2 separate regions of the Homo sapiens genome follow, and region 1 is linked to region 2. A link is a contact called in ENCODE Hi-C or POLR2A ChIA-PET data. All regions are on one chromosome and are shown on one strand. Each heading gives the region's core, a stretch centred on a gene start or an enhancer-like site at or near the end of the contact. The rest is flanking DNA. Distances are from core to core; before and after follow the strand shown.

Region 1 (3,560 bases), core at 89-2,588, 39 kb after region 2:
TGAGATGGAGTCTTGCTCAGTCACCCAGACTGGAGTGCAGTGGCGCAATCTCCGCTCACTGCAAGCTCCGCCTCCTGGGTTCACGCCATTCTCCTGCCTCAGCCTCCCGAGTAGCTGGGACTACAGGTGCCCGCCACCACACCCGGTTAATTTTTTTTGTATTTTTAGTAAAGATGGGGTTTCACCATGTTAGCCAGGATGGTCTCAATCTCCTGACCTTGTGATCCACCCGCCTCGGCCTCTCAAAGTGCTGGGATTACAGGCGTGAGCCACCGTGCGGGCTACCAGCCTCCCTGTCTTATGTAAATGTCTTCCTTTCTCTAGATAAGGTCTTTTATCAGCATATACCTGACGAAATGCCCGGATAAGAAATTCGGTCCCATACTCAGGACCCACTTCAGGAAGAACTCTATCTTTCCTGACTTCTCCTCCTTCCCCGGGGAATTGTCAGTCGCATGGCCTGGATTCCCCAACAGGGCTGGCAGGGGGCATGGATTGGCCAGAGCCCCACTCCTCTTGCCACAGGGATCAGTCCAGGGTTAAGGACTATGCTAGGACGCTCAGCATTGCCTAAGAACTTGTGCTAGAGCTACTGAAAAAGAGGTGCTCTTTGTCCCCCAGGATCACATCATTAAGGCTGGGTGCTGCGGGCAGCCGCCTTTATCATCGGCTGGGGCACACCTGCCTAAGAAGTAAGCCCTCACGTTCCACTGTACTGGAAGTCAAGCCCACTGCAGCCCTTTCAGTGCTGTGAGCAGATGAATCTCCCCTTCTTCTTTTTGCTTAAACTAGTTGAGGTTGTTGTTCTTTTGCCTACAACTGAAAAACAACAACAACAAAAAAATCACTGTAACACAATGAGTATGTGCCCCAATGGTGAGTAACAACACCAGCCAGGGTCATGCCAGCCACCCTGGGCCACATCAAACCAGGGATGGTAAAAGCAGCACCACTGGAAGCCCAGAATCACCCACCTGGGTTAAAATGAAAGTCTGCTGGGTTTAACTCACCTAGAGGCTTCTACCCGATTTTTGCAGGTGCAACCAAGACTGAGGCTGTTTAAACAGCCTTAAATTCTGCTATGCAACTCACTGGAAAACTACTTTAGGACCCACTTCGGAAGTGACCACCACTAAACTGGACAAGAGATGCAGGGTCAAAATGATGTATATATTAGGTATGTGGAGCTCAGACACATGATTTGTCTAATAAATTTGTTAAAAGGAACTCCTGTCGTCTAAGAAATTACAAGCTACTCTTGACTTACGACCAGCTGACACACTGTTCCCACTGGTGATCAGCCACCCACAGCACCTCGCACCCCATCCATCCACCTGAGCCAATGCTGCTGCCGTGTGGACACTCTGGGGCTCACATTCAGAGCAGAACCTGCTTTGCCTAGCAGGTAAAGCTAGGTGGAGTAGCCAAGTGTGATGAAGTCTGGGATCTGAAACACAGGCTACTCCCTCTTCAATCACCCTCTGTATAGTGATAACAGCCGTCCCATGTTGCTAGCACAAATGACCTAATTAATCAGTCACCAGACTCAGTCTCTAGCCTGAACTCTTCCACCAGCTCCAGACCCATATTTCTAACTGCCTGTTCATTTCCTCTGCCCACAATCCACTCATCTGAAACAGAATTCCTTATCTACATAGGATCTTCATCTTCCATGCTAGTCATCAGCCCCAAGGACTTGGGTGCGTGGGTGCGTTCATTCGCCCCAGGGCACCTCCCTCCCTCCATCACCATCATCACTGAAGCCTGCCCCGCTCACCCCCACAGCTCCCTCCCTCAAATCCCTCCTCCTCCCCACCCACTGGTGGCACAGTTCGATCTGGCATCAGCTTTTACCTGGGAAACCGCAATGAGACCTAGCTGGGGGACCAGCCTCCTTCCTTTCCAGTCTAACCACCAAACTGTCAACGCCCAAAATGGGTCTCATTCTGCCAATTCAAATTTCCCAGAAATGTCACATCACCTAATAGGCTAAAGCCCAAACCACTCAGCATGGTCCCATGGGTGATAATGACAAGGTAGTCTGGGAGCACTTATTTTAGGACCTGATATGATCTGGTCCTGGACTACCTTCTTCAACATATGTGTCTTGTTCTCTTTCCTTTCCCCTTAAGTCCGGCAGAATTGGATTCCTTGTATTTTTCCAAACACTCTGTGCCATTTAAAGACACCATGCTTTTGAACATTCTAATCTGTCTGGATGCCCTCTGCCTTTAAAAGAAATTCTTCTAGAACAGAGCTCAGCCATTGTTTCCTTTATTAATCTTCAGCCGGCTAGGTCTAGATACTTAATTACCCCCTCCTCTGCGCTACTTCTGAGCCTTATACTTCCATAAATGCATTTTTTCCCATTGAAATGTATGCGACACATGTGCCTCTGCTACTGGGCCATAAGCTCCTTGAAGACGGAGCTGTTAGTCATCTAATCCCAATGCCAGCACTGCACCAGACGTATGACAGATCCCTCTTCAACTCTAAACACCATCTCCTATGCCTTACACATTGGCTGATATACCACCTATTAGATATCTATTCAGATCAACACACATCTTTCTTCCCATAATTAAGAAGGCCTACCGGTTTTATGAACTATTAGGAATACTTTCCCAGCATCCAGCTGAGCAATTTTGACAGGAGGAATCCTGTTTTCATGGGAACTACTGAACCCACTAGAGGGGGTGCAGCAAAGAGGAATGCAGTAAACACCAGAGCGGTACAACACCAGGAGGGCACTACAATGGAGAAGGGGGTACTGCAGGGCACAGCCAGGCCTGGCACAGCCCCAAAGACCAACCTAAACTAACTCAGAAACCTGCACCCAGAAACATAAAGAAAACTCCTCCTCCTCCTCCAACTCTCTTATGCCAACTAGCTTCCTGCCTTCAGAACCAGGAACTTAACTCTTAAGATTATAGTTTACATAGACTTTGGAGTAAAAGGCTTTTCTAGCCTAGCCTCACAACTTAACTGCTATTTCCAAACTCCTTTCTATACGAAAATATGCAGGCGACTAACCAACAAAGTTACAAGTGAAATCGGGAATGTATTTGGGAACAGTCCACATATTTTAAACTTTATTTCTTACAATTGAAAAACTGTGCTTCTTTTTGCATCAAACAATGGTGACCACAGAAGTAAATTACAATAAAAATATTAATATATCCCTAGGCTGGGCACGGTGGCTCACGCCTGTAATCCCAGCACTTTAGGAGGCTGAGGCAGGCGGATCACCTGAGGTTGGGGGTTCGAGACCAGCCTGACCAACGTGGAGAAACCCTGTCTCTACTAAAAAAAAAAAAAAAAAAAAAAAAAAAAAATACAAAATTAGCCAGGCATGGAGGCACATGCCTATAATCCCAGCTATTCAGGAGGCTGAGGGCAGAACAATCTCTTGAACTCAGGAGGTGGAGGTTGCACCATTGCACTCCAGCCTGGGCAACAAGAGCGAACTCCGTCTCAAAAAAAAAGAAAAAAGTGTATTAATATATCCCTGATATGGTTTGGCTGTGTCCCCACCCAAACCTCATCCTGAATTGTAGCTC
Region 2 (3,467 bases), core at 513-3,012:
ACAGGGAGTGTTTTAAAATGACAGTGAAAACCACATAGAGCACTATTTCCAGCTCTGTGCCAAAGACCCATTTGTCTTACAAATCCATTTAATCTGTATCCTCCTTGACATTAGGACCACACTTTCTAAACCTACCAAGATGATGGAAGAATGGCCTCTGACTCAGGAGGGTCCCCTTCTGGGCCAAAGAATTTCATGACACTCCATTACACAAGAATGGGCAGACAGAATTACAGGTCTGGATTCTTCTCCTGCTCAATTATAATAGTTAATTATTGTTTTAGAAGAGCAGTTCATGATGTATGTAGCCAAATAAGACAATTGTCCTTCACATGGCTTTAAAATCCGGGCCAACTTTCCACAATGGCCACGTTCTTCCAGGCATTCTTGTGGCAGATACTCCCTAAAGGACAATCTGCTTAGTAAAATACAGAGAGCGCACTGGATAAAGTATCAACACTTTTCAACCTGCCTGGAGGCCATCAGCACCTGAAGACCACTCCCTGAGCTATTCCACTTCCTACAGAGATGAAGTGACTTTGAAAAGGCCAGCCTACTGTGCACACAGCCTGTGTCCTCTTCCCACGAAGCACACTATTCAATGACATTTCTTAGCCTCTCCTGGGTCAGGTGTGGGTCATGTGGCTGAGTTCTGACCAGGAGAACATGAACAGAAACAATGTGCCCTACGTCCAGGCCTGGGCACATAAAAACTTCCCACACGTGAGCCTCCATTTCTCCCCCAACGCTGACTTATGGCAGCTGAGCACAGCCACTTGTCAAGATGAAGGAACAATAAGATAAAAGGAACTCAGGTTCCTGAATCAGTGTCTGAAGGAAAACAGCCCACGGATCAGGGCAACCAGTGAGGAAGAGATACATTTCTAACATGTATGAGTCGTTACACATTTAAGGAGTTTACTACGGCAGTTGACGTTACAATAACTAAACAAAATACCGGGGCAACCTTAGATCAAGGTTAGGCTGATCTGAAACCTAACGTTCTAGCATTAGCAGCTCAGGCAAGAACAGGACCTGTTTGGATGGAATCTCTAGATACATGCAGATATGTACTGTGGCCGCTATATTTGGCCACAATAAAGCAGCCCATTCCAGCATGCAGTAAAGATCGTGCTAAGGAGCTGAGGTTGAACAAGATGTTTTGAACCACTGATCCTTAATTTCCATAGTTAAATATTAGCTGGTATAAATCACCAAATATTTGTCAGGATCCTCCACACTTCCTTTGCCAAAACCATCATAATAATTCATATTAAAATACAACATCAGCAAACCACACGAAATCCAACTCTGAATTTACTAGAACACTACTGCTGAAGTAATTTCACAGGGAATAGTACGCAGTACAGTGGACAGAATCCAAACTGAGTTTCTTTAGCTGTTTGTTTTCAATCGAAATTTAACATCGAGGCCAGGCACAGTGGCTCATGCCTATAATCCCAGCACTTTGGCAGGCTGAGGCAGGTGGATCACCTGAGGTCAGAAGTTCGAGACCAGCCTGGACAACATGGTGAAACCCCATCTCTACTAAAAATACAAAAATTAGCCGGGCACGGTGGTTGGTGAGCGACTGTAATCCCAGCTACTCAGGAGGCTGAGGCAGGAAAATCGCTTGAACCCGGGAGGCGGAGGGGGCAGTGAACTGAGATCGCCCCACTACACTCCAGTCTGGGTTACACAGCACGACTCCATCTCATTAAAAAAAAGAAATTTAACATCAAGATGCTGGCATTCCCCCACGGAAGTCACATGTGTAGTGCTTTCGTTTTTGCTGTGTCAAGACCCAAACTGGGTGCACCACACAGCAACATTTGCTCTTCTTGTTGGCATTCTTCCTCCATTCTTTAACCCTGGTTTCCTTGGTTTGACCTCAATGGATACCTTAACTGCAAACTACCTTCATTGCATATTCATTGCAGGGTAATTTAAGAGATGAGGTATGAATAAATGCTACCAAGGAAGGAAAATACGCATTAAGTACCTACTACATGTCAAGTACTTTCACATACTTAATTCCATTTAATCTTTGTAACATATGATATATACCATAATTTTCCATTTTGCAAATGAGAAAGTGGAGAAGTTATAAAAAATAATGAAAACTCACTCAAGGCCACACATCAAAGTAAATGACAAGATTCAAGTCCTGTGACACCTGACTCCAAAACTCACTCTTTCCATTTCAAAATGCTACATTTGACCTATGACACACTGCTGTCCTTTACACAAGGGATAAAAAAGGGATCACTGCTCAATTTTGATTTCCTTTAAATATCCATTTTAGTTAATCAATGGTTCTCAAAATGTCCATCCTCTGACTTACACCTTACTGTATTTCTACAAAAGCAAAACCTACACGCTCCCTTCTCACATCAGAGCAGCTTACAAGTTGTAACTTAGAGACTTTAGAGGGTAAGGCCAGGGGAGGAAGAGGCCTGGCCCAAATTATCCAGGTTTATCGCTGCCTCCCCTGGAAAATCATCATTTCTTTCTTCATAGTTCTGTATTCCACAATAATTATTTCAGAGCGTTTTTTTCCCCACCAATTCTTATGATTTCTAAAACCCCATTTTAAAGGTTACAACATTTTTAAGTTCAGTGAAACAGGTATATTTTGAGGAACTTGAAACACAAGAACGGTCATAAGCCTTCTTAGTGTTGTAACAGGATTGTTCTACGATGTCTAAAATGGTAAAATGGTTCCATGCAGGATCAGAAAAACATTTTTAATACTATTCTTTCCCACTTAAAGAACAGAGTGGCAGTGCAGGACAATTTTTGTGTCATATTATTATAACTACCGTTTTATTTAAGTAATTACCAATTTGCCTAGCATTCTTAAAAGTCAAGCGTAGATAAGCTAGCTAACTAACCAACATTATCAATTCTCATCAGCAGTTTTTAACAGCATTAAATTAAACCACAGCTGGTAAGTGAGAATATCAAAAGATTAACATTCTTAAGTTGGTATGAGTTTTTAATACTAATCATAAGCAGTCCTAAAATTAGGTGAATAACTGTTATAATAACTTAATAAGAAACAGTTTTAATGACAAAGTCCCACCAGAAATACTCTTCCTTATTCAAAAGAGAATTAGAACATCAAACACTTTCACCACAAATATTTCTATAGGAGACATTTGAGATGATGGAACTATCAAAGCCAGGTTCTTTTGATCACGAAGGTCAAAACATCTCTCCTTGCTCTGAAACCTGCTGTGCTTTGTCCTATCAGAGTCCTTCCCATTCCCTGCTGGCACCTCAGCCAAGTGCTGCAGAACGGAGAAGCACGTTATTTTAAGCCTTACCTTCAGATAGGATCCATAATATTTGGTTACATATGGACTGTCACACTGACTCAGCACTGTGATTTCTTGTTGAATGTCCTCTATCTCATCTTCAGCTTCTTCCAGATCAATGATCTTTATGGCAACCACTTTCTGAGT

Evidence for each region. A loop is a pair of places that touch in the nucleus more often than their neighbours do. ChIA-PET counts read pairs that join two places held with the same protein, here RNA polymerase II (POLR2A). Pooled maps may share reads with other maps.
Region 1: a map of CD4-positive, alpha-beta T cell shows a loop between it and region 2 (2.2-fold over the local background). The contact joins two enhancer-like sites. A Hi-C loop is called at or near these places in 24 of 168 maps with a recorded cell type or tissue (B cell, CD4-positive, alpha-beta T cell, CD4-positive, alpha-beta memory T cell and 17 more), 16 of 37 single-sample maps with no recorded cell type and 25 of 50 pooled maps. POLR2A ChIA-PET finds 5 or more read pairs at or near these places in 18 of 52 experiments (AG04450, CD4-positive, alpha-beta T cell, CD4-positive, alpha-beta memory T cell and 12 more).

Annotation. Positions count from the first base shown.
Region 1 is chr13:98,555,698-98,559,257 of GRCh38, forward strand. The region is part of intron 1 of STK24 (serine/threonine kinase 24); the gene reads right to left. Among named protein-coding and RNA genes, the nearest start is that of STK24, 20 kb to the right of the region's middle. Within about 2 kb of position 1,339, at least 2 of the 41 ENCODE cell types and tissues checked have a DNase peak (open chromatin) inside an H3K27ac peak, as active enhancers do.
Region 2 is chr13:98,515,914-98,519,380 of GRCh38, forward strand. STK24 (serine/threonine kinase 24) reads right to left here. Exons shown (of 11, transcript NM_001032296.4): 2 at 3,330-3,467. Among named protein-coding and RNA genes, the nearest start is that of STK24, 59 kb to the right of the region's middle. RefSeq lists an enhancer at 1,637-1,696. Within about 2 kb of position 1,763, at least 5 of the 41 ENCODE cell types and tissues checked have a DNase peak (open chromatin) inside an H3K27ac peak, as active enhancers do.